Linked DNA regions of Mus musculus: all the other regions are linked to region 2. A link is a loop called in an ENCODE intact Hi-C map of the cell type or tissue named here. Cell type or tissue: gastrocnemius. All regions are shown on one strand. Each heading gives the region's core, and the rest is flanking DNA. Links, peaks and the distances in the headings are about the cores only.

The links. Hi-C counts contacts between places; a loop is a spot of excess contacts. Peaks named below come from ENCODE experiments on the same cell type or tissue, not always from the same donor. Only the 100,000 strongest peaks of a DNase experiment are listed, where the experiment ranks them.
Region 1: a loop joins it to region 2, with 12 times the contacts of the local background. A loop is called at or near these places in 16 of 42 quality-filtered maps.
Region 3: it touches region 2 in a loop (6-fold over the local background); 25 of 42 quality-filtered maps call a loop at or near these places.
Region 4: a loop joins it to region 2, with 3 times the contacts of the local background. A loop is called at or near these places in 25 of 42 quality-filtered maps.
Region 5: it touches region 2 in a loop (2.3-fold over the local background); 6 of 42 quality-filtered maps call a loop at or near these places.

The regions. Positions count from the first base shown.
Region 1 is chr16:17,983,859-17,989,663 of GRCm38, forward strand. No RefSeq gene overlaps it. Among named protein-coding and RNA genes, the nearest start is that of Vpreb2, 6.2 kb to the left of the region's middle. In gastrocnemius, for the core only: a CTCF peak has its summit at 3,087 (motif pointing left); DNase peaks (open chromatin) are centred at 611 and 3,075.
Region 2 is chr16:17,908,062-17,913,866 of GRCm38, forward strand. It overlaps Ess2 (ess-2 splicing factor), which reads right to left and starts at 3,287. Exons shown (of 10, transcript NM_022408.2): 1 at 3,101-3,287; 2 at 2,027-2,195; 3 at 1,844-1,939. The coding sequence starts at 3,244. It overlaps Gsc2 (goosecoid homebox 2), which reads right to left. Exons shown (of 3, transcript NM_029469.2): 3 at 5,053-5,657. The coding sequence ends at 5,556. In gastrocnemius, for the core only: a CTCF peak has its summit at 3,423 (motif pointing right); a DNase peak (open chromatin) is centred at 3,331; H3K4me3 peaks cover 1,402 bases; H3K27ac peaks cover 805 bases.
Region 3 is chr16:18,033,882-18,039,686 of GRCm38, forward strand. No RefSeq gene overlaps it. Among named protein-coding and RNA genes, the nearest start is that of Dgcr6, 30 kb to the right of the region's middle. In gastrocnemius, for the core only: a CTCF peak has its summit at 3,000 (motif pointing left); DNase peaks (open chromatin) are centred at 632, 2,714 and 3,010.
Region 4 is chr16:18,044,898-18,050,702 of GRCm38, forward strand. No RefSeq gene overlaps it. Among named protein-coding and RNA genes, the nearest start is that of Dgcr6, 19 kb to the right of the region's middle. In gastrocnemius, for the core only: a CTCF peak has its summit at 2,962 (motif pointing left); DNase peaks (open chromatin) are centred at 2,998 and 4,787.
Region 5 is chr16:18,226,348-18,232,152 of GRCm38, forward strand. Zdhhc8 (zinc finger, DHHC domain containing 8) reads right to left here. Exons shown (of 11, transcript NM_172151.4): 2 at 2,288-2,409; 3 at 1,967-2,124; 4 at 1,712-1,884; 5 at 1,429-1,531; 6 at 1,008-1,099; 7 at 706-841; 8 at 299-419; 9 at 112-221. Among named protein-coding and RNA genes, the nearest start is that of Zdhhc8, 5.9 kb to the right of the region's middle. In gastrocnemius, for the core only: no CTCF peak of the experiment used is centred there; DNase peaks (open chromatin) are centred at 2,693 and 3,446; H3K4me3 peaks cover 2,048 bases; H3K27ac peaks cover 3,700 bases.

The DNA.
Region 1 (5,805 bases), core at 517-5,516, 76 kb after region 2:
TCTGTGGATCACAACCCCCTTGGGATCAGATATCATAACTGTAGCAAAATTAAACTTATGAAGAAGCAATGAAATAACTTTATGGCTGGGGGTCACCACAACATGAGGAATTGTATTAAAGAGTTGCAGCATTAGGAAGGTTGAAAACCATTGGACCAGTGGTTACATTTTTTTTTTTTTAAATGAATAGTCTCAGCTATTTGTGAGCTTGAGGCAGGATTGCTTGAGTCAGGAGTTTTTGGTCTGGGCACAAAGGGGGACTTTCTATCTCTAAAAATAGTTTCAGAAAAGTAAAAAGAAACAGGTGAAACCATTTCTAAGATGTATTTTATTTAACACAACATATCTTCAATATAACCATTTTAATGGGCAAGCATTATTACAGCCATGTATGAGCATTGGCTTTTCCTTGATGCTCCGCCTTTGAAATTTAACATGTGTTTTACAGCTGTGGCTTATCTCTACTGAGACCCACACAACTGCATATGGTGTATAAAAAGAGCCCAGACTGAAGGGACAGAAGTCAGGTTCCCCACCATCCAGTCTTTGGACACTGGCCAGATCCCGGCAGGAAAGTCCCGTTTCTTGTGCCTTTCACCTGGATGGTCCATCTCTGCAGTATTCAGCTAACTGCCACTGATCATGTGCCTGGTTTGCCTGGTGGCCTCCAAACCTTCACTCAAGCTGTTTATATTGGGAGTACGTGTTCCTGGATTGTGTCCTCCCTCTGTCTGCACTGATGCAGAGTTCCGCAGCCATCTCCCCTCCCCCTCTTTGTGCATCCATTTCCTGGCCACTCTGTGGTTGTTACTTCCCTCCGGTGGGCAGGCGGCTGTTTTCCTAATTACACTTAGCATCTGCTTCTCAGCTCTTATTTTATTTTATTTTATTTTATTTTATTTATTTTATGTTTTTACCAAGACGCTTACAAATTCCCAGCTGGCTGGATCCTCTGCGTGATAAACACTCTAGGAGATGAGAGGCAGGTGAGCGAGGGACTGAGCGATGAATGTAAGCCAATGAATCCTTGGCTACTCGTTAGCTCTCATTAGATGCTGGGCTCAATGTGATTCCCTGAGACCGGGGAGAAGCTGCTCGGATGTGCTTTCACATCTGTGACTGGCCATGCTCTCTGTTTCTGTACATTTGTCTCTCCATTGTTCTGTCTGTCTATTTTTTCTCCTCAGTCACATTACCCTCTTCTGCTGTCTGACAGTTGAAAAAAGTGACTGTGTGCTGTGACCAAAAGGGGCCTAGAAAAGGAGAGCTTGAAGGAGGGAAGGACCGAGGGGAACCTTCTGAGCAGGAGAGCTGGTGGAGAGGGCAGGATCCCAGAGTGTCGGGACCCACTCACTGCCCAGTACTGCACAGACTCGGGAACCAAGAGGACTCCTGGCAGGCGTGACAAGCAGGCTATAGGGTTCTAACAACTGTGACCTATGTCCCAAATTCAGCTGAAAACAGAACCAAATGAGCTTGGACATGTTGCTAGCGACTCAAACACTCCCACCTGAGAAGGATCTTGAGACCCTTTTGGGGGGAGGGGACCTCAGGAGCTCCAGAGGGTCTTACAGGGTGGCACTTAGAATAAGAGTCTAAAAAGCCAGTGTAGTCATGGCCCGTGTTGCAGACTGAGCTAGGGGAGAGGCCTAGGTGGAGGAAGAGCATGGAATCAGCACATGAGAGCATCCTTTTGATGGATGTTCACTGTCTCACCCACCCATTTGCTCATTATGTAGTGTAGAAAGGGCATATTTCATTTTAGCATTCTTCTTTCACTTATTAACTAGAGAAAGTGCTATAAAGAACCTCCTAGGGCTGGGACAATGGCTCACTGGCTAAAGCCTTTCCAATAAAGCATGGGACCCTGAGTTCAGATACCCAGAGCCTATGGAAAAGGGTACAAGTAGCAAACACCTGTAATGCCAGAGCTCCTACAGGGATTGGAAGCTGCAGACAGGAGAGTCCTTGAAGTTCTCAGGCCAGCTAGCCTGGCATCAGAGGCAGCAAGCAAGCAAGAGATCTTGTCTCAAACAAGATGAAAGGCCAACACCTGAGGTTGACCTCTCTGACTTCCGCGTGCATCCAGTTGCACATGCATGCCCACACCCACTCGTACGAATGAGCGTGTGCACACACACGTAGATACACACAAAATATATACACATACCATAAACACACACACAAGAACTGCCTTCGTACTGAGAACATGCTTCAATCCCAGCTCTGAGGAGAAGGAGGCAGGAATCCTAGACCAACCTGGTCTCAAAGAAAACACCCCGAACCTGTACAACAGACAACAAACCTCTCAAAATTCTCCACTTCACTGACAACTTAGCTGCTTTGAGGGACTATTTGAATAGCAAAGGCAGGGTAAGCATTGGACTCTCTTCTCGTTCATTTATCAACTCTAGTGAGTGTATAAACCGGGGCAGAACTGCTCCAAGGTGTGGTTGAGGGGAAGGTTTTTATTGCAGAAATGAGGGAGAGAAAAGCCAGAGGCATCTGCAGGAGTCCACAGCAGAGGGGGAAAGCAGTGGACTGACACTGGTCAGCAGACTGGACCAGGCTGTGGCAAGAGAACAAGAGAGTGTGGGCAAGAGAGAGACCAAGAGAGGGAGAGAGGGAAGGGGCCAAGACAGGAAGACAGGGAGAGAGTACAGCTGAAATAACTGGGTTATAAGGGAAGAAGCTGGGGGAGAGAAGCCCGGGAGCTGGAGAAGTTGAGTGTGGGGGAGGGGGCGAGAAGCAATGTGAGGAGCCACAGGTACTTGTGGTTCTGAGTGATCCTGAAGTCAACAAGCGCTTTGGCAGGTTACCAGTGGGCGCCACAGATAGTCATTTGTCCTAACAGTGTAGAGAATGGAGTCATTGTCCTTTTCTTAGCAACAGACTTGAGAGAAAAGTAAAAATAGATACATTCCGTGTTTTTCTTAAAGAGATATAACCAAGTGAAAGAAGCCCACGCTTGTACATTGGTAAAATCAAAGTCACCCAGACCGCATGAGCCAATAAGGTGGAAAAGTCAAACATGCAGGTTTGCAACTCTCAACAGCTCTGGGGAGGCAAAGGAGTTTAGCGCCCTCTCCTGGTCACCCTGTAGAGCAGAGCCATACAGCATGTGGGGAACAAAGACGCTCCAGGTAGAATTCTTTAGAGGTTCCAAGAGTGAATTCTTTCCAAAGAACTTTCTAAAGGGAAATAGGAGTGCCCTGAGTGTTTTAGTTCCCGATGACAGGGAGGAACAATATGTGAGCAGCTTTTTAGAAATATGAAAACAACCATCTCTAACTGCCTTAATCAAAAGTAGCCAAGTATCATATTTTTCAGAAATATAAATATATACAGATAAGCATGTCCCCGACTAATGAGATGTCACATGTACAAAAGAAAGCACAGTGGTATCTCCAGAAACAGCCATTGCAGTTGTTAGATTTCAGAACATGGGACCAGCATTGCTAACACAAGGGGAAGTTTCAGTCATTCACAGAGGCTTGTCCCTACCCCAGGCTCTGGTGCCTACACATACTTGCTCAAAGACTTGCAGGAGATGCACACCAACATGCACACATATATGTGTAAATACAGATCCATTTATGTGGGCATGCTAGGACATATGTTATGTTCAGAAGTTCAGAGAGTATTTCTCCATCTCCTACCTCAGCACAGGCCCAAACCTATACCAGACAGGCTTAGAATTGTTTGTTTACATGGCATAGAAAGCCACACACATTGTGGAGACTATACTTTGAATTTTTAGTTTTAATGTTTCTATTGTGTGGCCTGAACCTCTTATAGTGCAGAAGAATTGTGAATTGTAGCTCCCAGCCAATCTTACAATCATGAAGGAGACATACCAGTACTGCAGAGTAGGATGCTGCAGTTGGGTGGACAGATGAAATCCCTTTTCTATCTACAAATTATCAGAATGTAGCCACGCTGTTTACTCCAAACACTGCAGAGTATCTGCAGGAATTTTGTCAAAACTCTGGTTCTGCTGAGTCATGGGGTCAGCACATGATGGAGGGCATAGACATTGGTTCTGCTGAGTCATGGGGTCAGCACATGATGGAAGGCATAGACATTGGTTCTGCTGAGTCATGGGGTCAGCACATGATGGAGGTCATAAACATTAGTTCTGCTGAGTCATGGGGTCAGCACATGATGGAAGGCATAGACATTGGTGAAGAGGTCAGCTCAGGAGCTTTGGCAAATCCCACCAGACCCCTCCCCTCCTGGGAGAGAAAGGTAATAGAGCACATAGGCACCCCTTCCCTCTGGAAGGTTGGGGGATTAATTACATTCCTCAGACCACAGGGAAATGACCATCTGCTACCTGTGGGTAGAGGAGGCTCAGAGCACATTCTGAGACTGTTGGCCACCTATAGACAAGGGAAGTCTTTGCCACCTCATCCCCTAAAGACTAATCAGTTTAAAAGTCACACTGTTCTACCAATCGCATTGTGCCTAATGGCTGCTGCTCTGAAAACTGTATAAAAACTCGCCACATGGGCTGCATGAGGTCATTCTCTCTCCTTTGTGTGTAGGGCGACCCCAGCATGCTGGAACAATAAAATTCCTCTTGCTTTAGCATGGATCCCCAACTCTTGTGTTCTTTATTCAGGGGGTCTCTGATAAGTGAAGGCTCGCCAGAGTCTTAACATTTGGTGCGTTGGAAGGGAATCAGACCCCCTGTGGGGACACACCAGAGTGGTGAATCGGAGGTCTTGAGCAGGTACCGCTGTTCTTCTTTGTCTTGCTGTTTGTCAAAGTCTGAATCTGTAAGTCTATTTGAACATTCAGTTTGCGTGCAAGCGTGGGAGGGCTCAGGGACCCTATAGTGTCTGGTGTGGTCAAGCATGGTGGGCAGATGTGCCTTGATGTAGAGACGGAGTGGGGCCTGAAGGACGCTTCAGGCCTACCCCCAGGCCTTCCCCTGGAGGTTCCAGGAAGGCTCAACTCCATCTGGAAACAGCAAGACAGTATGGTGGTAGCTGCTGTACTGGTAGAAGTACCTGGTTTATTTCGGTGCGGCTGGAGCCAGCTGAACAACTCTGTTATCTTGTTCCTGCTATACTAGCAGGGGCACCTGGTTGGTCTCAGGGTGGCTGGAGCTGGCCGAGCAACTCTGTTCTGTGTCAACAGAAGGGATGAACTGTCTGTAACTGGGCCCAAGCTGTCTGTGTGTTGATTGTTTTTCTCTGTTTGTTGGTATCTTGTTCTGTGTTCTTGGACTTAGACTGACATTTTTTTAGACATTGGACAGACTGAATCTACCCCATTAAACATCCTAGCTAACCATTAGAGGAGAAAACTTGTCAGTAGAAGTAAAGAAAAACAAGTTAGTTACTCTCTGCTTCTCTGAATGACCCACCATCAGAGTAGCGTGGTCACCCATAGGGACCTTTGACTTGCAGGTGATCAAAGCAGTAGAGGAAAGAGTCGTTAGGCCAGGATCCCTCAGGCACCCAGACCAAGTGCACTATATAGTTACCTGGAAGAATCTAGTGGAGGGCACCCATCCCCCCTCATATATAAAAGCCTTTCTTTCCCCAAGACCCATCTCACAGGTTTTGGTTATCAGGAAGAAGGAAGCACGGGAGGAGGGATCCAGACCTGAGAAGTCAATCCTTCAAGACCCTTCAACAGCGGACCTGTTGCTCCAAGAACTTCCTCCTCCATATCTCCCTATCCTTGCCCCCATGGCCCTGCCGGTACCAGCTCCAGGATCCTTAGCCCATATGAGACCTGGGACATGTACCCCCTTTATGGAGGGAGAAGCAGGAGGAGACTCCCAACCTTCCG
Region 2 (5,805 bases), core at 563-5,562:
TGGCAACCATGGCCAACTGGCCAGTTCTATTGATCTGCTAGTTGCCAAGAGAAGTCTGGGATCGGGTTGACTCATGAAGGGGCAGGGTCAGATACATGACGACAGTTTAGTAGGCTCTTCCTCTGCCCAAAGTGTATTAATCCTGTAGGATCTACCTCTACAGTCCCATGAGCTCTTCTTTCCTCCTGGAATTATCTTTCCCTTTCCTTTCTGACTGATATTATGGATGAGTGGTGGCCACAAATGCCTCAGGGTATGACAGTTAATCCCTAAGGCAGGAGCCCATATGGCCCAGGGCTCCACGGAGCACCACACAGTCCCTGGGCCAAAAAGCTAACCATACCACCTTGATCCCTGCTACCGAGGAAAGTGATACTCTTGAAGATGCAGCACTGCAAGTTTCAGGGGGCTGTGTGAAGGGGAGGTTTCTCATCTGTTCTACTAGCAGTCTTGACCACCAGCCAATGCCTAACACAGTGGTTCTAAGTTCAAGTCCTGAGGTTAGAAAAGGGTAACCTTGGGCCAGGTGGTGGTGGAGCATGCTTTTAATCCCAGCACTCAGGAGGCAAAAACAGATGGGCTATTTGAGTTCGAGGTTAGCCTGATCTACAGAGCAATCTCCAGGCCAGCCAAGGCTACTGGTAAAATATATGTATAAAAAGAAAACACCTTCAAATTGTCCTATTTCTCTGCTGTAGTTCAATTAAGGGTCAAGCTCCAAGAAGAACTACCACCATAGCATGTCCCTGGCAGGAAAGGCTGGGCTGTTGAGAAAACACGTTTGTGTGAGCATGCTGCACACTCGCTCTAGTACAGTATGCTGTCCACTAGAGCCTGGCACAGAAACGCCTTTGTCTATGTCTAGTGATACATTCTACTACAGACCCAGACAAGTCCCTTAGTGGCAACGCTCACATATAAATAGATTTATAGAGTTCCTCCTAACCTTAAGATACATCTCATACTTGGTATGGAAACATGTCGAAAACAAACACTCATCTGTTCTACATGTGTGTCTTAATGGTATACCACATGATACTCTAAATGTGGAGGCAAGACCTAGGCCCTACTCTCTGGGAGGGCTCACCAGGTAGTAATTAGGGTGAGAGGCAAGAAACAGAAATGCTCCCCCTGCACCCACTCACCCCCCACCCACTGAACAGTGAGGGAAACACAGTGAGACTCTCTGGTCTCAACAAAACAAACAAATCAGAAAACTAAAGGCACTCGGTGAGAAACAGAGGCCCAGGTGGCTCCAACATTACACAAAAGTTCAAGAACCCAGTGTCCAGATTAGCTTCCGCCTCTAAGCCCAAACAGTTAACAATTGAATACCGACCTGAAGGGAGAGACACAAGTGACTGCCTTGGAAGAAAGAAGGTAGAGGAGCCTAAGGCATTTTCAGGAGACAAAGCTCACAAGGCTGGAACACTGAACACAGACTGGGACGGTACTGGGCTCTCTTTCTAGAGACAGGCCAGAGGCAGAGAACACAGTACCTCCACACCCGGGAGCTGGCCTCTGCTCTTCTGCCTCCCAGACCAGTGTCTCTGATCCCAAAAGTGGATACTTATGTGACCCTAAGAAAATTCACAAGAGCCGGGCGTGGTGGCGCACGCCTTTAATCCCAGCACTCGGGAGGCAGAGGCAGGCGGATTTCTGAGTTCAAGGCCAGCCTGGGTCTACAGAGTGAGTTCCAGGACAGCCAGGGCTACACAGAGAAACCCTGTCTCGAAAAACCAAAAAAAAAAAAAAAAAAAAAAAAAAAAAAAAAAAGAAAATTCACAAGAATACAATTCCCAAGTAGTCTTGACTATGAGACTAAAAGAGGGAGTTCACTCACCATCATCTAGGTCTCGGCCCTGGGGCCGGGGCTTGTTGCCCAGCACAGCAGAGCCTGGGTGTACCTCAGGAGTTTCAAAGGTGGCTGGAGTAACATCTGAGAGAAGCAAATCAGAAATTAGAGTGAGCCTTACGTGATAACAGACTTTCCCTAAGCCCTCTAAAGCAGCACCCGTCCTCTTACAGGGTGGTGGAGGTTCCCGAGATATCTTGCCCAGGGCAGAGCCAAACTTGATGGCAATCTGGCGCATGCGCTCCAAATCTCCGTTTTCCTCGGCCTCCAGGTACTCCTTCTGTGCCTGTAGCTTCTCCACATCAGGGAAGAAGTCTCTCTGGATAACTGTCTGAAGTCCCTGCCATGAGCAATCAGAACAAAGGCCAGAGTTGTCATCTGGGAGTCCTGACGCACAATCCACCACTGTCCATGTTCCACCCCTTAGACCTTTCCCTTCTGCCTAGCTGGACAACTGTCATCTACAAGATAGGTTTAGAACTGTCTTTTCTAGTAAGGCTGTCATCCCACATAGCTCTGATGTACCAGTTAACTACTGAACAATCTCTTGAAGCCCATGAAATCCCTCACTAACTGATCTTTCTCTTTGCTGGCTCCATCTATAACACCAGCCAGACTAATGTGGATATTGTCATCCTCCACCCACCCATGAATTTGTATTTCAATCTAAACCTTTCTCTTGAAAGCCAGTCGCCACTATCGCCACCACAAGAAAAAGTCCTCAAGATTTCAGATCCAGCCCGCCCTTGCTGTGAAGCTGAAAGTCTGTACAGTCAGCTGCACGGCAATGGTACAAGGCAGCATATCCCAGAAGCATCCTAAATCTAACCAGTCTAAAACCAACCCTATGTCGGTCTGTCCTCCAGCGTGTTTGCAGTTGGACCCTTAACTCGAGGAGCAACTGAGACCCACTCACTCAATGACGAAGCCAGTTCCACTGTCTAATTCCGGGACCCCCAGCCTTTGACACTTTACAGCCTTCCAAAAAGTCGTCTTCACCATCTCTCGAAAAACGTGTCAAAATTCTACCTATACAAGAAACTATTTCCTTGACTCTCAACAGAAAACTGGATGCCCACTTCTGCATTGTTTTCTTGGTTCTCAATGCTTTCCAACCCAAAAACAGTTGTTCCACTTCCAAGGGCGGCTGAGAGTGCCAGGACCAGAAAAAATTCAAAGGACTGGACAGGAACGCGAATAGGGGGAGGGGCCCGGAAGTCGCCAGCGCTCGCACTGAGCTGGTACCTCGATGTACTCTTCTTCATCCAGGACCCGCTGCCTGCTTCTCGCAACTCCGGCCTCTCCAGCCTCCCCAGCCGCGCGCTTCCTTGAGGGCGCGGACGCGGAGGACAGAAACAGAGCACCCGCCGAGGTCCCGGGCGTCCCCATCGCTATCCCAGAATCGCTCGGGCGGCGTCTGCACCGCTCCAACAGCCAGCCAATGGAGAAGCAGTATTTTTGTAACAAAGCCGGCGCTCCAATGATGTCACTGGGAGCGCCGGATCTTAAGAAAGTTGTAGTCTTTTATCCCCACCCGCGTTGCTCATGCCCATCTAGACTATGATCACTAGGGGGAGCTGTAGAGTGACTGACGCCACAGTCCCTCTGTTAAAAGTTCCAATTCTTTAAAAAAAAAAAAAAATGCAGATGCTTCAAAGACATTTTTAAATACTTCAAAAAATTTGGTTATGACTTCCAAACTCAGAAAAAGAACACTAAGACAATTCTTCCCGTATACTTATCTAACAAAATTTAAATGAAAAGAAAGAACAAAAGGGTCTTAAATCTCTGGTTGGATTTATTAGTTCCCTGTCTGCCAGGATGGGCTTCTCACTGAAAGCATTAGTGGAACTTTCTTCCTAAGGGAGATCATGAATTAGGTGGGAGAAGCTCTAGCCCAGAATGATTCATTACAATTTTGCTTTTCCAATGATCTTGTCCTTCATTGTGAGTCACTGGGGACTTTATGACCATGTCCCTGCATCCATAGAGTTGACCATACAGTAGAAAAATGTTAAATCATGCTGCCAGTGTGTAAAGTTACAACTGTGACCTGCAATAAGTCTGCACTCAGAGAATCTCAACTGCTACACAGGACATGTCAAGTGGCATTTCCCCAGGCAGAACATGGTTGTAGATGGAAAAGATGAATGGATGGGCATCAGGCAATGGGAAGGCCCAGCAGCGGGGTGGAGCAAGGCAAATGCCAAAACAGACCTTTAGTCACACAGTGCGCTAAAGAAGGAGATGACACCAGAGGGGGAGAGCCAGGCTGCACAGTATCTTTGGAGTCCTGTCAAGAAACATTATTTTAAGTGAGCTCAGGTGAAAACCAGAGAAAGCTGCAATGGTTACCATGCAAGGGAATGCAGCTTTCATGAGGTTGGTGCGCCTGAAGCTGCACACGAGCTAGTTTCTGGGGGGTTATTGATATGTTTAAAGGTGAAATCGGCTGGACTGGGTATGATCCGGTAATAATAGCAATTAATGATCAAGAACTCTATGATTTAACGTGCCTTTAGCAGGACAGTGAATGGGAAAATGGCCTGTTGTATATATGGTGCCTGCCGCAAGCCTGTGGGCTTCCAGGTGTTGTCAGAGGTACAGACTGACAAATACCTCAGGGGACAGGCCTGGACTGGAGACATAGAGGTGGGAACTGTAGCCTAAGGATGGAAAAGATACACCAAGAAGAGTATGGAGGGGGCAGAAGAGATGGCTCATCCGTTACAAGCATTTGTTGCTCTTCTCGAGGATCTAGGTTCAGTTCCCAGCACCCACACAGTGACACACAACTATCCATAACTCTACTTTCAGGGATTCAAATATCCTCTTCTGATCTCCATGGGCACCAGGCAAACATGTGATGTACATGTATATATACAGGCAACACACACAGCTATGCACTCACACACATACATCCACACACACAGCCAAAGATTCCCCCCATCTGTGAAGCTGGTTGGTAGTGCCTAGAGGCCCAGATCCCCAGGAGGCCTTGCCACCATCTACCGGCTTTAATTCTGACGAGGGAGACATGGTACTGGGACTGGGTACTTGTTGAGCTGTGCTCTGCAACACATGTTGATCCACACCCCACCCCCAAACTCTCTGGAAAGGGACAATGGAGCCAGTCCCTCAGTTGGTGTGGAAACAAAGCCTGAGACACAGGGACTTGAAATCCTGGACTGTTCTGTGGTCTTTGAAGATCTCGTTTATTTCTTGGCATCAGCTCAAGGCTGAGGTGAAGGAGCAGATGCAGGAATCTGGAAACTACCAACTACAACCTTCTTCTTCCACAGGTCATGACACCAGGGCCCTAAAGTGCAGGGCCTGTGAGGACAGAGTACGCCCAGGGCTGAGCAGACACCACTGCCTTGCATAAGAAGGTGGAAGGACAGAGAAGAGGCCAGTCTTGGTGACAGGCATGAGGTGGGGAGTTAGGCTCTTCGTCCTGCATGGAGCTAGGGCTTCTCTAGGTGCTGAGGGTGGCTGAGGAAGTTGACCTGCTCTGTGTCTGCACTTGACCTGCAGGAGGTCTCTGGTTCCTGCCCCACATGCCCTCCCTTCATGGGTGAGAAGGCGGCTTTGGATCCCCTGGCTGCCAGTGCTGGCAGCGTTAGTTCCTGTTCAGGTAGGTCTGTCCCCCTCCTCCTTCCTTGTGCTCTACTTCATAAAGCCAGATAAACTCCGGACAGCATCAACAACTCTCCTTGGGAGTTTTCTTAGTCCCAGGCAGGAGCCTCGATGAGGAAGCACGCTTTTGGTGTCGCCACTTTGCCCGGCGGTTCTTGAACCAGACCTGAGGAGGAGGGAGACCAGGACAGCTCAGGCCCCAAGGATCCATCATCCAAAGAACTTTGGAAGGGCTAGGTGGTAGGCTTCAATGGAGGTGTAGGTGAATGGATCTGCAACCTCCTTCCCTCACACACTTTCCCAGCCTGAGCCCA
Region 3 (5,805 bases), core at 258-5,257, 130 kb after region 2:
TCTTTAAAGGCATTGTGACAGGATATCCCATCTGCAGAACTGTTCATGGCACTTGACTTAAACTTTGTAGCCACTGAAGAACAGTTCTGCAGTTTCTCTACGCCGCCGCCCCCCCCCACCCCCACCAGGCTCTTCAACACTACTCTCTTCAAAGATGCTTAGTGTCTTGACTGTTGTAGATACTTCTGTCGCAGAGGACAGTCTTGTTTAACTTAGCATCATATATGCATTCTGGAAGGAACTGTTGGATTCCCTTCTTTACTAAGGTGGAATACTATTGCATGGTATATGCACACCACTTGCTTGATTCCATCTGTGATGGACAGTTAAGCTGCTTCTAGCTAAGGCCTCGTGCAAGCTAGTCAAGTGTAGTACCTTAAAATTATACCCTCAGCCCAGCACTCACATTTAGATAGGCATTTTATTGAGTTTGTAGATCCCTGAGGAGGTAACTCACCCCTTACTGGCACCAAACTGAGAGGGAAGCCTAACCTTTTTGGGGCCATTGATACAACAGCATCACCTAGGCTTGCCGGCTTTACCCCAGTGACAGCCAGCTGAAAAACGAGCCCTTCCCAGCTCAGCCAGCTGGAACTGTATGGTGGGCGGACCTCAGGACAGTGGCAGTGCCAGCTCTCTTTTGGAATGACTTCTCAGACAGCTGGTCTCTGGGTGGCTTCTAGCAGGTTGAACTCTTAGGTGCTGCAGATAACACCTTCAAGGGGTGGATTTCCAGGGCCTTGCCCAGTGCAATGGTTAGAAATGCCAGGCTGCATGGTGAGGATGTGTCATCGGTTCACTTAGCAATCACCCATTCCTGAGCACGTCTACTGGTGTTGCCAGGCCCTGGAGATGCAGATGTAAAGGGGCCATGCTAAGCACATGGCACAGTTGACTCTCAACAAATATGTTCTGTTCCAAAAATGTGAGCTGCATAGTCCATAACTTGAAATCACATGACAGGAGAAAAGATGACAAAGTGAACAGTCTGAGGGGGCCTGTTGGTCACATTCAAGAGCTCACTTCCAACAGTGACAGGACCTCTGGAGGATCTGTAGACCAAGACTATATATCATAGGGTGAAAGGAGAAGAAGAAAGAAAAGGAGAAAGGAGAGAGAGAGAAACAGAGAGAGACAGAGACAGACAGACAGACAGACAGACAGACACACACACACACAGAGAGAGAGAGAGAGAGAGAGAGAGAGAGAGAGAGAGAGATTAGCTTGTCAAATATGAAGTATGTATTTAGCCAGGCATGTGGCTCACATCTTTAATCCTGGCTGAGGCAGAGGCAGAGTGGAAGAGAGGCAGAGGCGCAGAGGCAGTTAGATCTTTTAGTTGAAGGCCAGTGAGTTTGCCAACATCTTTATACCCGGTGGGTATTATTTTTTCAACTGTTAACTCAGCAGGGCTTTTGTCCTTAATTTCCTGGAGAGTGGATGCTTTTACTTTGCATGTTGGTCCAGTGGATTTCTGTCTTAATTTGCTACTCTCTTGGTGTGATAATCACCAAGACCCACAGTGGGCTGGCCTTCCATCAACTAGCAATTAAGAAAATGACTTGCCAGGGCATGGTGATGCAGCCAGCCTTTAATCCCAGCACTCTGGAGGCAGAGGCAGGCTCTGTGAACTGAGAACTGTGTACTGTGAGTTTGAGGCCAGCCTGGACTACAGAGTGAGTTTCAGGACAGCCAGGGCTATACGGAGAAATCCTGTCTCAAAAAACCAAATGAAAGGAAGGAAGGAAGAAGGAAAGAAAGAAACAAAGGAAGGAAAGAAACAAAGGAGAGAGAGAGAGAGAGAGAGAGAGAGAGAGAAGAAAAAAGAAAGAAAAGAAAAAGAAGAAAAGACTCTCAGATATGGTCATAGGCCAGTCTTCAGGTGACATTTCCTCTTTCCAGGTGATTGTAGGTTTATGTCAAATTGACAACTGAGGTAAAATAGATCCAAGACTTCCAGAGAATATTCAAAAGCTTCCAAAGTAGCCCAACCTGACTCCAGACTCCATTGGCCACTAAGTGCCTATAAATGTGAGTGTCCTGCAAAAATTGTGCTTTGTCTTGCAGGTAACAGTCGGCTCCAGGCAGAAGATTGGGTGTGCTCTGGCACCAGCCACTGGTTATTCTTGGATTGCAGGCTCTTAAACAAAGGAGTTTTTCACTTCTGATCATGCATATAGGTTTGAAAGTGATTATGTGATTTCTTATGGATTATTTCAGGCGATAACTAGAGAATCACTAATCCTCTTTGCGTCTCTGGCATCTCTGTTAGCTTTCCAACACTATGACAAAATACTTGAGATCATGTTGAAGGAGGAAGCCGTGGCTCAAGATGTGAGAAACTGTTTCAGTGTCTAAGCTAAGATAGGAGCAGAGATGCTCATCTTCCACAGCAGCTGAGAAATAGGAGGGGCAAGCGAGGGCAAAGAACTGGGGACAAGATATCACTTCCAAAGATGCATCCCCAGGGACTTACTTACTCCAGCTAGGCCCACCTCCTAATTTCTAGCACCTTCCATGAACGGGTTTATTCATTGTTTAGGGTGGAGACACTGGGAACCAAATACCTGAACTGTTTAGATGTAGTTAGCCACTCCCTCGCAGCTAACCACGCCCCACACCAGCCACGCCCCCACAACCTGCTGGCCTCTTCAGTCAGCCACGCCTCTGTATCTGGCCACGCCTTCCTCAGTCAGCCACGCCTCCACAATCTGCCCCACCTCTGCAGCCAGCCACGCCCCACAGTCCGCCACGCCCCTACGGCCAACCACTCCTTCACAGTCAGCAACGCCTCCGCAACAAGCCACGCCCCAGCAGTCTTCTGATTATTTTCCCCATTACTCTCATGCAGGCTGTCTCACAGATGCCTGTAAGCTGTTGTTTCACTGGGTAGTTCTCTGAACATCCCTACGCTATACATTGTTATTGCCCCCATTTTACAGATAGGGCATTAAGGCTCTGAGGTAACTGAGTGATGTACCAAACCTGTCCACTGTGCGCCCTCTGCTGGTCATCCTCCAAACTTAAAGGATCTTTCCTCTCGCTAACCTCACTGTGAGGAAGCCCTTCCTGAACAAGAAAGACCTTCTTGCAGGTCTGTTGAGTGAGCAGTCTGGTGCTCTAAACTACCTTTGAGTGGGGGCGGGGTGGAGGAGACAGATGGGACGGTGGGCTGTCAAGAGTTACAGTTCCCAGCCCCATGTTCTCCACCCTATGCCCTTGAGCATCTCAGAAGAAGATGAAGACCGCGGATCAGTTCTGGAATGACACACCGAGTCTACAGTTCACCACAATAACAGGACTCACTATGTGAAGGGGGCCACAGCAGGGTTGTGAGTGGAACTTAGGGCAAGGTCCATAGTTGCCTTGGGACAGAGATCAGGGTCACTTCTGGGCCTTCCCTCTGTCTCCTACATTGCTTCAGCCAGAAGAAGCGTTTAAGTGGCAGCGACTTCCCTACCTACCTGTGACTATGCAGAATCTCTGAACTACAACTCCCAAGCCACTCTGCTCCGCGGCAGCCGAGCTCAGCAGGTGAGTTCATGGCCAGCTCAGATCTTGCTCAGAGAGTCTGGCCCACGTTGCCCACCCACCCACACGGTTCTGTACATTCATTCTTCTGCCAATCCAACCATCCCCTGCTCATCTGTTAGCATCTCTAGCCAGCTGACAGCCAGTCAGCACTCCTTTATTATCGGACATCCACCCATCTATCTATCCACATATCCACGCACAAGTTGTACATTCAGCTACATACCTGTTCGTTCATCCATTCATCTACCCATTTTCTACTCCATCCATTGTGTGGCATTTTATCATCCAGATGTAACATGATGTCATCTTGAGGCTAAGATTATCTTGGCCTGATAGATAGCCTTGGCTACTAATGATCAAAGAATTATAGTGATAGCCACATCTATTGTAAAAGTAATAGAACTATTATTTCCTGGTAGATGAGAGGGGGAGGCAGTGAGCCCCTCACATGGGATTCAAGCTGTTATTCTCTCCCGGCCTCCCTTGCAGGTGCAAGAAATCTTGGGAGATACTAGTTTACCCAGAAAATGAAAGGTTAGCTGTGAAGGAACAGCAAGATGCAGCTCCCGTGAGCTCATTGTCTGTGAGAGGTGGGACTTTGTGTGATGCTGTTGTTGAGGAATGTGACCAGTTCTGTGTGTAGGAAAATGTGGGTGTCCCCCTCTCATGGATCGTTGGTGGATACTGTCCACAAGAGCAGTGGGAGCAGAGGTGACGAGCAAGGGGTGGGGGCATAAGTCCTGTGAGAACATTTGGTAAGTGACCACACGGGGATCAGCTGTCAGGAGACAAATCAACTTTACTTAGTGTGATTCAAGGCCTATACAGTTTTGGACAAAGGGCTGAGGGTAAGAACGTTTAGGATGGGCAAAGGTCACTGGCTGGGTGCTTAGGGCATGAAAATGCCTCTTCGCCTGAGGCAGCATTTCAGGACCTCAGGAGCTAGGTGAACAGGCTTTACCGGGAGAAAGGAAAATGATCCTGTAATCTAATTGAGGCTACAGGACATTTCTCAGGTAGAGGCTTAGAATTCCCCAGACAAGGTCAGGCAGAGAAGGAGAAACCCCACTAATGAAGGGAGTCCCCCAATCCATGCCGAGCCCCAGAAGGTGATCCAGTCAATGGTAGACTTCGACCTTAATCACAGATTTTCTCACAAGAAAGTGTAGGAGGCTCGTGAGTTTGCCACTCTGGGCTTTGGTCTGTCATTTGTGCCTGGTCTGAGGTGAATAGGCTTTTCACATCTCCCCTAGAGAATGTTAACAGATTGGCCCAACCTGGGGCACAACGGAACCCACGGGGAGTGGGAAAGAAGGCACACAGTGAAGGCTGGGCCTTGAAGGCAAATCCCTGAACTCCGAGTGCCATAGGGAATCCCAACATGGTGGCTCTTCCCCTGTGGTGGTACGGTGGTATGGTGGTGTGCTCTGGTGGTGTGGTATGGTGGTGTGATGGTGTGGTGTGGTGTGGTGTGGTAGTATGGTGGTGTGGCTGGAGCACAGGCTAGGTCAGTACTACAGAGCCAAAGATGTGGACAGCATGGGGAGAGCCAGGTAGTGAGAGGGAGGTGGGACAGAGCCTCAGCATGGCCAGAGAGCGCTGTCTCACCCTGAACTGTTTCACTGCGTGCTTTTCTGGCTTTTATGTTTGGTAGTGAAAAATCTGGGGAGAAAACAAAATTCCTGTCTTTGTGTGAGATGTTTTTCATGTACTGCTTTTAGCATTGTTTATTTTGTTGTTTGTTTGTTCCGAGACAGGTTTTCGCCATGTAACTCTGGGGGTCCTGGAATTCACTATGTAGACCAGGCTGGCCTTGAATCCACAGAGATCCAGTCATCTCTGCCTCCTGAGTGCTGAGATTAAGCCCAAGTTTACTTTGTGCTTCCTCATCATGACTACAATATATCATGGAGAGTTTCTCCCCTGGTCTGTCTGAGCAGGGTTCTGAGTGCCTCTTGTGTTTGGACGCCTGCTCCATTCTCCAGGCTCAGGGCTTTTTCAGTTATTTCATTGAGCAGTCTGTCTATTTCTCTTGATTTTACCTCCACTCTTTCTACACCTGAATCCTCCCTCAAGTTTGGCCTCTTGAATGAATCCCAACCTTCTTGGAAATATTGTTCACACACTCCCTTTATTTCTGTCTTTTGCAATATCGCCTTCACTTTGTTCTTCTCCTGTGAGATTAATTCTGCATACACTTGTCTCTTAATATACTTTCTGGTGTAGATTTCACTTGGGTGGCAATTTTTCATTTCAAGTATTTCTGGGTGG
Region 4 (5,805 bases), core at 285-5,284, 140 kb after region 2:
TAGGTTGGGAGAGCACTGGGTAGTTGGCAGCTACAACGTAAGAAACTAGTCATCAGGCCGGAACGACTGTCTTCATCTTTTTAACTTTTTAGCCACGTTCTTACTATAACCTTAGTAGACCCCAGGACCTTATTACAACTGACTGCACGGTCAAAGCGCCATTCAGGCGGTAAGACGAAGCATGTAGATAGCACTGACTGCCAAAACTAAAATGAAGGCCTAATCCACCCAAGTCTGCTGTTGGGGAAAGTCTCAAAATGTACTGACCTTGCTTTTTGGCTCCTGTAGTTCCGGTTCTGGCTAACTGTGTGTTAACTGAAGTGTGTCGACCCAGGACATGGATTTTGTGCTTGAAAGCTCACCCTAAACCTAGCGTGGTGGCACACGCCTTTAATCCCAGCACTTGGGAGGCAGAGGGAGGCGAATTTCTGAGTTTGAGGCCAGCCTGGTCTACAGAGTGAGTTCCCTGACAAAGGAACTACACTGGGATCCTGGTCACCCCGTGTGTCACCAGCTGGCTAGTAAAGACTTTCTCTTGGCTTAAAGACATACCCAAGCAGTTTTCTCTGGTGACTACCCCACAACATTACTGTATTCTCATGCCTTAAACTACAGTGGCCTCTTCAGCTCACCGAAGCTTCCAGAAGACCTCCCACTATCCAAGTACATACAACCTCCCTTTAGCCACTTTCTCTCTTGTGTACTTGTTGGCAAGAATCTTTTTTTGGGTCACTTGCCCATTTAATGCCAGTGGGGCTGTTCTCTGTGTCCACCACAACCACAGTACTACCTGATGTCCTAGAGGCACTTGAAAGGTAGCCTTCCTTGTTACACACCACACAAGATGGTCTAGTATGTTTTGAGAGTCTGCAGTAGTGACTGAGACGTGAATCAGAGCCAGTCCAGCCTAAACATCACTAAATGCATTCATTTGTTGTGGTTAGTGCTCCTTCCTGGCTTTCCTCGGGGCCAGGCTTTACTCTGCTTTGAGGCTCAGGTAAGCACTGGGTGCATTGGAGAGGCAAGGGTTCTCTTTCCCCGTTTTACAAGACGAATACTCAGAGCCGGGCGTGGTGGCGCACGCCTTTAATCCCAGCACTCGGGAGGCAGAGGCGGGTGGATTTATGAGTTCGAGGCCAGCCTGGTCTACAAAGTGAGTTCCAGGACAGCCAGGGCTACACAGAGAAACCCTGTCTCAAAAACAACAACAACAACAAAAATGTGAATACTCAGAAGCTAGACACCATCAGTTTAGAGACTGTCTGACCAGGAGGGACGGACTTGGAGACGCCCGTGCTTACCTGTACTTCAGAGCCCGCCTGCCATACAGATGTGTAAGCTCTTCTTGGCTCTGTTTCATGGTTCCTGAGGCTTCGTCTGGGCAGAGGTAGCCTTGTCTCCAAGACAAATAGGAGTTTTATAAAATATAGTTCCTCTTCCCATTACTGAGGCAAAAGTTCTGAGCAGAACAACCTGGCTTGTGACTTGAGAGGCTTCGGGCCTCGGTGGCCGTTTAAATCTGCATCCTCAGGAAATGGCTTCCTGTTTTCACAGGCGCTTGGCTTCTTTTGTAAAATGCCTACTTGTGAATTTTGTCTCTTCCCAATCAGAGTGTTCATTTATTTAGTTTTTAAAAATCTATTTTGGGTTTTGTTTGTTTTGGTTTTTGTTTTTGTTAGGACAGGAGGTTTAACTATGTAACCATGGCTGGTCTCTAACTCTCCATGAAGACCTGACCAGTTTCAAACGAAGAAAGATGCCTCTGCCTGCCTCTGCCTCTGCCCCTCTGCCCCTCTGCCCCTCTGCCCCTCTGCCCCTCTGCCCCTCTGCCTCTCTGCCTCTCTGCCTCTGCCTATGCCTCCCTAGTGCTGGCAATTCAAGGCGTATGCCACCATGGCCCACTTGTTCATTATCTATCTAAAAATATTATCATACTTTGATGTCAGGGCTAATTTTTTTTAATTACCTCAGAATCACCAAATTTTTCTTATATATATTTTTTCCTTTCCTCTCTGCTCGGCTTGTCTCTCTAGGATGAGCCAAAGACCCCCACTACCCATTTTAACTCTTGGGGACTTTTTCTGAGTCTTCAAGGCAAGTTGGCACATGGCAGATTAACCAGAGAAATGCATACACGTGTCTAAATTTTAATTAGTTACTTTTATTTATTGAAATTTTTTATTTTTTAAGATTTCACTTTTTAAAAGATTATGTGTACGTGTGTGGGTTTGTGCCAGAAAAGTGCATCAGATGCCCTGGAGCTGCGGTTACAGAAGGCTGTAGCTTCTCCATGTGAGTACCTAGAGGCAAACTCTGGCCTCTGCAAGCAGCAGTCCTTGCTCTTACCTGCTGGGCCATCTCTCCCGCCTTGCTTTTTGAGACAGGTCTCATGTATCCCAGTCTGGCTTATATAACTGAGGATGGCATTGAACTTCTGAGCCTCCCATCTCCACCTGCTGCCTCCCCCACCTCTACAACTCACCCCACCCACCACACCCACCCTGGAGCGCTTGGCTTACAGGCCTCTCTACCTGGTTTTATTTGATGCTAGATATGTAACCCAAGGCCTCGTGCTTGTTAGCCGCTTGGTTCTGCCAACGGAGCTACATCCCAGCCTCGTCATGAAGCACGTTCCAGCCCTGTCATGAAGCACTATTTCTACATGCACATGGAAAACTTCACAAGCACATTAAAAACAGAAATGGTCAAATCATAAAAGTTTTCCACAAAGATGAATAGATGGAGTTTGGGATACGTGAAACTCTATCCTAGGGGAGGTCACCAGAAAGCAGATGGAGCATATGAAATGTTCCTGAAAGATAGGGATAAACTGAGTAAACTATGCAGCTTTATCCCGGTGGTGGTGAGTAGGGTAGTTGCAAGCAGTGATCCAGAGCCTGAAGCTGGCAGGGTTTTTTTTGTTTTTTTTTCCGTCTGCTTTGGAGCTCCATCTGGTGGTCACTTTTATGTTTTTCTTTGCAACTGTTTTCTAGACAGCAGAGGATGGAGCCTCGCCTAGTGCCCCAGGCAGAGCTCCAGGAGGTGGGCTACACTAGGTGAATGACCTGAGCCACCACAAGGCATAGGTGCCCCACCTGTTCCTAGAGATTGGTGGGCAGCTAAGAAGGTTGTGGGGCTGCACTGTTGGTATTTGGCCAGGGACACAGTTCCGCACTGCCACCCCTAGAATCCTGGGGACTTCCTCTACACTTTTAAGGTCATCAACTCAGGACAAAATGGGGCTTGTGACTTCAGTGCTGACAGAAATGTCTCCCACATATGCGTTAGCTCTCATGAGAGGCATGTAGACTTGGAAACTGCTGAGGTGTTGTTGCCTTGAGGAACAGTGCCAGGTGATAACCCTTGTAAGAGTGACTTCTGCTTTCTGAAAAATGGTGTTGGTTTAAAGCTTCCCTTTATAAATCAGACCTCACTCAACCCGTAACCGAGTTTATAACGTGCCTTGAGATCACTCATAGCCATACTCATTCTGCCGCGTACACGCTGTGAGCCCAGCCTGTTCTGAACGAACTGACCTTTAAGAAAAGCAGCCTAGGAGCTGGAGAGATGGCTCAGCAGTGCTGTGCACTGGTCTTCCAGAGGACCCAGGTTCAATTCCTAGCACCTTCATGGTGGTTCACACCCATCTGCAACTCCAGTTCCAGGTGATCTGACAGCACTGGGCCCCAGGCACGCATGTCATGTTCATACAGACAAGGCATCTGCATGCACAAAATAACACTAAAATTAAAACTAAAGTTAAAAAAAAAGAGGCTGCAGTGTAAAGCAATCTTACTATGCTTTGTGTTCTATGTTTATTATTTCTTTTTCTATTTATTCTTCATGACCCATCTGGGCCTGTGACTTAGAACAATGAATACATGCTTAGAGTGTGGCGATTAGACCTAAGGCCACTTGCTGGAAGCAGTGAGACACTGAAGCTGTACTCCCCCCACACCCACAGGGAGATGTTGGAAGCAGCCTCTGAGCACAGGTGGATAATACCTGAATGTGGTTTTGTGCACCGTTCTCAGACAACAGGACCAAAGGAACCGTTTGCTCCCTTGTTAAGATTCCTGTAGAAGATTAACACAGAAGTTCCTCATTACCATCTGACCTACTGACCAATAGAGAGGACGGCCCTGGAAGGAGAGATCAGGACAGATCAGGGTAAACACCACCAAATGTTAGTTTCTTTCATGTGGCACAGCCTCAATCTATGACTCTCACTGCCCTTATGAGTATAGAGATTGGAAGAGTCTCTAAGCTCACCTTTCCCGGGGTGCAGAAGCAGAATCCAAGAAGCATCCAAGCACCACAGGCACCAAAGAGTTTATGTGTGTGTTTTTAAGCCCAGATTTCCTCCACTATAGACTACTGCACTGGAGTGTGCATGAGCAGGCTCTCATCTAGACGCTGAGGCAGGACCTGCGAGCCTGCTTGCATGCTCACCCAAGCTGCTCATAGTGCAGGTATTGGGATCAGAACCTGGGTCCTGGCAGCCCTGCCAAGTTTTGGCTCTGCCATCTGTCTTCAGTGGATCAATTGAAGAGGCAAGAAGTAGGGAGAAGCAGAGATTTGTGTAATGTGACCCCAGTGGTAAAAGCGACAAATGAAGCCATGCCCATCTTCTGAGACATGGGTGTGAGTAATTGAATAGAAGGCAAAAAGCACGCATGCCTGAGCGGGGCTGGTCAAATGTGCCTATCACAAACCTGTTTGCTGGTTTATGGTGTGTCCCTTGGGTTGGTCTGACATGTCAAACATGTGAAGTCTCTTTCCCAAGACAGCATCCCCCTCCGGCTGCCACCAGGACCCCAGCCCTTTCTGTCTCCACCATGAGACACTGGGTCAAAGCCAGGAGCAGCATGGTTGCAGGAGGATCCCAGGTGTGCTGGGATAGCTTGCAGTGGAGGCCTTTAAATACTCTGGTCATGGCCGTATAGACTATGCCAGAGAGAGGATAAAGGTTGTGTCCATGTCAGCAACACAAAACACAGATTTCACGTCTAAGAGAGTTAGGGATCATTTTTTTGTTGTTGTTGGTTTTTTTTTTTCCTGAAAGCAAATATGAGTGACCATGTCCGAGGAGTACAGATCACCCTAAATATGCCACTGGTTTTGTGAAGTTGTTGCAGTGTAAAAGAGAGCCAGTGTGGGGATTTGAATGAGAACGGCCTCCTCCCAGGAACTCCAATGAGATGCTTTCTTTTATAATTCGGTCACTGTGTTTTGTCATAGCAATAAAAACCGCTAACTAGTAAAGGCATTGTCCAAGTCCATCAGTGGAAATGCTACGTTGATAGGCTCAAGTAAAGCAGGAAAGTCTCTGCTGGGTTTCGGTTTCAGACTCCACTCAGTAACATTCTTACCTCTGGTGCCACTCAGTAACATTCTTACCTCTGGTGCCACTCAGTAACATTCTTACCTCTGGCGCCACTCAGTAACATTCTTACCTCTGGAGTCACTCAGTAACATTCTTACCTCTGGTGTCACTCAGTAACATTCTTACCTCTGGTGTCACTCAGTAACATTCTTACCTCTGGTGCCACTCAGTAACATTCTTACCTCTGGTGCCACTCAGTAACATTCTTACCTCTGGTGCCACTCAGTAACATTCTTATCTCTGGACTGCTGGGAGCTTGTTAATACGAGCCAAGGAGTTTCCTCATGGAAGTGACAGGAATGTTAGGTTAGGAGAGGTGGCAGCGAGTAGAGGTTTTTGGTTTTTGGTTTTTGTTTTGTTTTGTTTGTTTGTTTGTTTGTTTTTTGCTTTTCAAGACAGGGTTTCTCTGTGTAGCCCTG
Region 5 (5,805 bases), core at 549-5,548, 320 kb after region 2:
GACCAAACAAGGCTCTCCCGGGGGACAGACCTTTTCCAGGGGCAGATCCCCCCCCATAGTAGGGCTATCTTCAGAGTTGAGGTCCTTCCTAGAGGCAGAGTCTGGACTTACCTGCTCATTAGGTCCACAAAAGGGTGTCTTGGGACCAGTGGAGAAGGCTGGCCGGAACTTATACATGGCAGGTGTTGGGGGGCTGGTCCTCTGTACTGATAGGGCACTCTCTGAGAAGAGGGACCACAGTCACGGAGTGACACAAAAGCCAGCCCATGTCCCTTTCCTCAGCTGCCCTCCACCTCACCAGCACTGCCAGGTCTTGGGGTCTTCAGATCTCTTCCAAAGGTACCAGCCTCTATCTTGGGGGGCAGTGGAGGTCCCAGGTCCAGAGGTTTCTCATCCAGCTGGTCTAGACTGCCCTTGGACTAAGGAAGAGGGAGCAGTGGTGGGTGAAGTCTTAAGACAGAGTTTCTCTGTTTTGCCCTGGCTGTCCTAGAACTCACTTTGTAAACCAGGCTGGCCTTGAACCCACAGATCCACCTGCCTCTGCCTCCCGAGTGCTGGAATTAGATATGTGGCTCTAATATCCATCTTCCTGTGGCTTTGGACACATGCATAAAGCGTTCCCAGTCCCTTTACTTCTTCCTGTCCCCACCCCTACACCCAATAGTCCCACTCACACACCATTACCGTTCCAGTCCAGAACCCCACCTTGCTGCGGCCAGCTTTCAGCCCATTGTCGCTAAGTTTGACCTTGAGGGGCACAGCTCGTTCCAGGAGCTCAGGTCTCAGGAAGGGTGGCTTGAGGCTCACTGAGAGCGGCATCCTGGGGGGTTCCACCACATACCTGTGCCAGGGTAGAAAGGTCAGTGGCCGGACAAACAGGCCAGAACATACAAGGGCAGGGCCAGCCCCACCTAGCCAGAGCAGAAAGGAACCAGGCTGAGGGTCCGAGGCTGCCCACCCCACACCCAGAACAGGCCTCTTGTCCCCCTGCCCAGGCCGGGCCTCACCGGGGCGCCAGGGGACTGCATAACACGTGCTCCACGTTCCCATAGCAGCCTCGGGTGAAGGGATTCACACCCCCGCGGAACTTCCCAGTCACCTGTGGACATGGGTCCCCTCAGCCAGCCTGACCACCCAGAACAGGCAGGGAGACAGGCAAAGGTAGGTGGGGTCCTTAGAAGTGGTCTTCATGGGAGGCAGCATGGGCAAAGCGGGCCCAACGGCGCCCCTATACCCAGGGTATCCTTGCCTGCCCTTGCAGGAAGCTATAGCATGCCCAGACCTTGAGTTGTTAGTGGCTGCAGTGTCCATGGGTCACAAGTATGCAGCCGGATGGGCAGCCATGGCCCCACACCAAGCCCCTCCTCCCACAGCCACCTAAGCAACCTCACATGAGGGTTCCTGAGACCCAGCCCACAGGGTTTGCACCTGCTCATTGGTGGTGCGGCCCCGCGTGACCAGTACCACGTGAAAGCCAGTGAGGCCGATGACAGGAATGAAGAAAAGGCCAGCCACACACATGACAGCCATGCTGGCCTGTTAAGGCCAACAGTTGAGGCAAGAACATGAAGACCCTCCCTCCCCCCACTACAGTGACAGTTCTTGTGGCCCCCTCTCGCCTAAGCACAGCGACACTCCCGGAAGACCCCATGTACCCACTGACCCCCCAGGATATGCTGCCGAGGGCTGGGCCATTTGAAGACAAGGATACGTGATGGTGGTGTGGGCGGCTCCCAGCCCCTCCGAGTGATTGAGCACATAGAGCAGGCCGAAGGCCACCACCCCCACCATGTGCGCGCTGAGTGACAGCAGGAACAGGAAGAAGTAACGGTAGTTGCGGCGTCCAATGCAGTTGTTGACCCAGGGGCAGTGATGGTCAAAGTCCTGGCAGGGGCAGTGTGTCAGAACGCATGGAGGGTAGGACCTGGGCACAGGGACTGGTGTGGGGAGGGGCAGGGGTGGTCACCTCCACACAGTTGTCACAGACACTGCAGTGTGAGCAGCGCGGTGGACGGTAAAAGTGGCACGTTGCACACCACTTCATGCGGACCTGGATGCCCCGCACATCCACATTCTTGTACAGTGGGGCCCGGAAGTCATCCTCCTTGTCCTCGTCCTCGTCCGCTGGACATCAGGACCAGTAGGGTGGCAAGAGTACAGGGAGGTGAGTTTCCTAGCTGGAGAGGACCTCTCTAATCTCTGCCCAGCCCACCTACTGTGAATCCCCAATCAGCCACTTACACTCTAGTGACAAGAAGCAGATGAGCTGCCCCATACAGGGCCCTACCTCGGGGGAAGACTCCAGGGTCCATGAAGGTAGCCATACTGAAGTTGGCCAGGACAAAGAGGAAGAGGATGCCATTGTAGACAGGAATAGCTGGAGACACAGCTCTTGTCAACCATGGGCACCTACAATGGACAATGGGCAGAGAACCAGGGATGTGAAGGAGGCAAGGTCAGAATTTTGAGACGCAGCCATATGTATGCTTCTGGGCCCACCAGGCCACTGCCAGGCAGGCACACAAGCAGATAGATCTTAGCTATCACTAGGCCTTGGCTGTGTCCATCTGCTCAGTGTTAAGCTCCCTGCACTAATTTCAACCCTGGCAACCCCAGGGCTACTGTCCAGAACGTAAGTCACAGCTGAGGAAATGACTCCATTATGAGAGGTCCATTAGCCTAGGGCACAGGATTGGGGTGGCCACACAGCTAAGCCAACCTACCGGCAACTTGCCCAGGCTACCGTACTCCTGAGGGCCCCAGACAGGAGTGGGAATTCATTGGCCAGTATGCTACCCAGCAGCTAGAGTCAGGCCATGCCAGAGCTGTGCGGACAGCAGGGCACTTGCTGAGGTATGGAGAGGCACAACCCTGCTTCAGCCAGTGCTGGGCACATCCTCCTTTGTTCTGTAGGGTGCAGCTCTAGTCCTGGCAGACCCTGATTTTGGGTTTGTTACCTTGTTTGCCAGGTGGTAGCACAGGAGAGCTAAAACGCTGGAAAAGCACACACTCTATCTCTCACCAGCCCACAGCACTTGGAGCCAAGGCTTCCTTTCTGACCCCATTTCCCAAGAGGCCTTCCAGAAGGTGTATCTCTGTAACTTCACAGTAAGAGCTCTGCACATCTGCCTCTGTCCTCACCAGAATCCCCTCCACAGAGACACGCAGAGCCCTGACTCTGCAGTGGCTACGTAAGTCCACCCAGAGTTCAAGGAGCTCCTCTGGTCCCAGGAGTCTGTGTTTCCTTCTGTGTCACTGGCTGCTGAGACAGGTGGGGAGGTACACACAGGGGTTTAATTTCCTGCCTGTGTTTGGTCATTTGTGGAGCCAGACCAGTGGGGCTTCTCTCCCGGTTGCCCTGACCGCAAGATGGAGTGATGGTGGCCGCCTGCAGAGCCTGCAGCTACCCGCCACCCGAGTGCACAGTCCACACTGTGCGCCCACGCCTGCCTTGGCCAGGAGCCAGGCCCGCCGCCCCAGCAACCACCTCCATGGCAGCAGAACTATTTTTAGTGGAAAGCAAGAGGCTATTTAAAGCTCCTGCTTCCCACGGCAGCACCCTCTATGGGGCCACCAGCCATGATACCCCATCTTCTTTCCCGGACCAGCATGGACATACAGCATGACAATACAGGCCACACCCATGAGGGTCCAGCAGGAGATGGGACCCAACCTGTAGCCTGGAACGTTCACTCTACTTTCCCCATCTCTGACACAAACAGCACAGACAACATGTCTGTGCCCTCCAATCCATGCTGTTCAGCAAAGCTACAGTGGCACCCTACGATGAGACTCACAGCCCAGCGGTGAAGCACTTGGTAGGTAGGGAGAGACCTCTGAGTGAAGCAGTCAAGCCTTCTAGGGATGGGGTGCCCTCTAGCCTGACTTGGGTGTCCGATGAGAGGGGTTAGTTCCACACTAGTACAAAGTGAAAATTCAGACCTCATGCTACAAAGTCAAAAGCATAATGTCAAAGCTAGTGCCACCTGCAAGAAGTAGTGAGGGGTTGCAGGGGTGCTGTAAAGAGGAGAGACAGGTGTGAAGGAAGCAGGTGGGGGTGTACATGGGAAGACCAGGCTCGGATAGACTCCGGTTCCTCCTCGCCATGAAGTGGACACAACTGCTGTCCTTCTCATAAACAAGAAGTTGAAGAGCACAGGCATTGGGGCCAGGCTACCCCCTAGTCATCAGTTGGGCTTGGCTCAGAAGTACACTGCCTATGTATAGAAAGGGGATAGTCCCAGGACTGGAGCGTTATCCAAGCCGGGCGGCCTGTATTTCTGTATTGCCTCTTTAGCTCCTTAGCGGACCACCTGGGCTAGACAGCTGCCCTGAGTGAGATGTGTGAGGAGCAAGGGGGCAGTCCTGAGCTATGTTTGGCAGTTTGCACTGGTAGGGCACCTCAGTAGTATTAAGGTACTGGACAACCTCTGTACAACATGAGCAAGCACCGCCTGCATAAACATAGCAGAGCCAGGAGTGTGTGTGTGTACGCGCATGCGCCAGCTATGTGTCAGGGGGCCTGATACACTTTGAGCTCGAGTCCAGTCACTGTCCTTGTCTCTAAGCTCCTAAGGCTTGACCTGGGTCCTCTTTGGGTGCTGCATAAGGTCCACATTTAGAAAGCCTGTGTGCAAGGACAGGGTTGTGGGGGAGCACAGCACATACTGGCACATACAGAAACATGGGCACACATACACAAAGGCACAGAAGCACAAACTTACAGCTCACAACCATATGAAAGCACAACTATTCCACATGAGTGAACAACGAACAGCTGCAGACACATGTACACACAGGAAGACTTGCATGTAGACACTGTGGGCCCACACACCATCTAGACACACCTGCACATTTGCTCATGCCCAGAGACATGTGGATGTGGACACTTGTGAAGACACCCAGGTGGTACCCTCCTCTCGGGTTTGTATAACCCAGATCAGCTGCCTACTACCATGGGACTCAGGCAAGCCTCTGTGTGCTTTCCATTGCCTTGCACACATGGCAAACATAAGCAGACACAAGGACCACTGAAGCCTGAAAGGATGTGTGAGGACACACAAAGAAACAGGAGAACATTCGAGGACATGCCAGCTTTCCCAAGAGATGTTGCAGGCAGGAGCACTAGGTACTTGTGTGCTTAGCCCTCTACTTAGTTTTAGTGCTTGCCTGTAGAGTCCACCCTCTGCAGCCTGAGCCTATGAGACACACCTGGCCAGCCCTACACTGCTTCCAGGGGGCCAGCTGGAGCAGGGTGGCCTGTACAGGCATCTGGCCTTCAATGAGCAGGCAGGCTACGACCTGCTACGTTCCTAAAGACTCTTTGCTGGTTGGCTCAAGCCCTGCTGAGGACTGGGTATGTGTGTGTGAGTGTACACATGTGTTCCTAGCTACGGGCTCTGAGCACCTAAGGTCTTTTTTTTTTTTTCAGTTTTTTTGAGACAGGGTTTCTCTGTGTAACCCTGGCTGTTCTGGAACTCGCTCTGTAGACCAGGCTGGCCTTGAATTAAAAAATCTGCCTGCCTCTGCCTCCCAAGTGCTGGGATTAAAGACATGCGCCACTACTGTCTGGCCCACCCAAGGTCTGAAGATGCATCCTGAGCAACAGTAACTCAGGCAAGAACACAAGCCATCATTATGTGCCCCACCCAAGTGGAGGTCTGGAGGCCCACGTAGGCCAGCAGAGAGACACCACCCAGTAAGGGGGTGACTTCAGGGACAGAATATCTGCCAAAAGCCAAATGTGGAATGGAAAATTTTTACTCAGACATTTTATTTTAATCAAGTTCTTCATTAACACTGTCT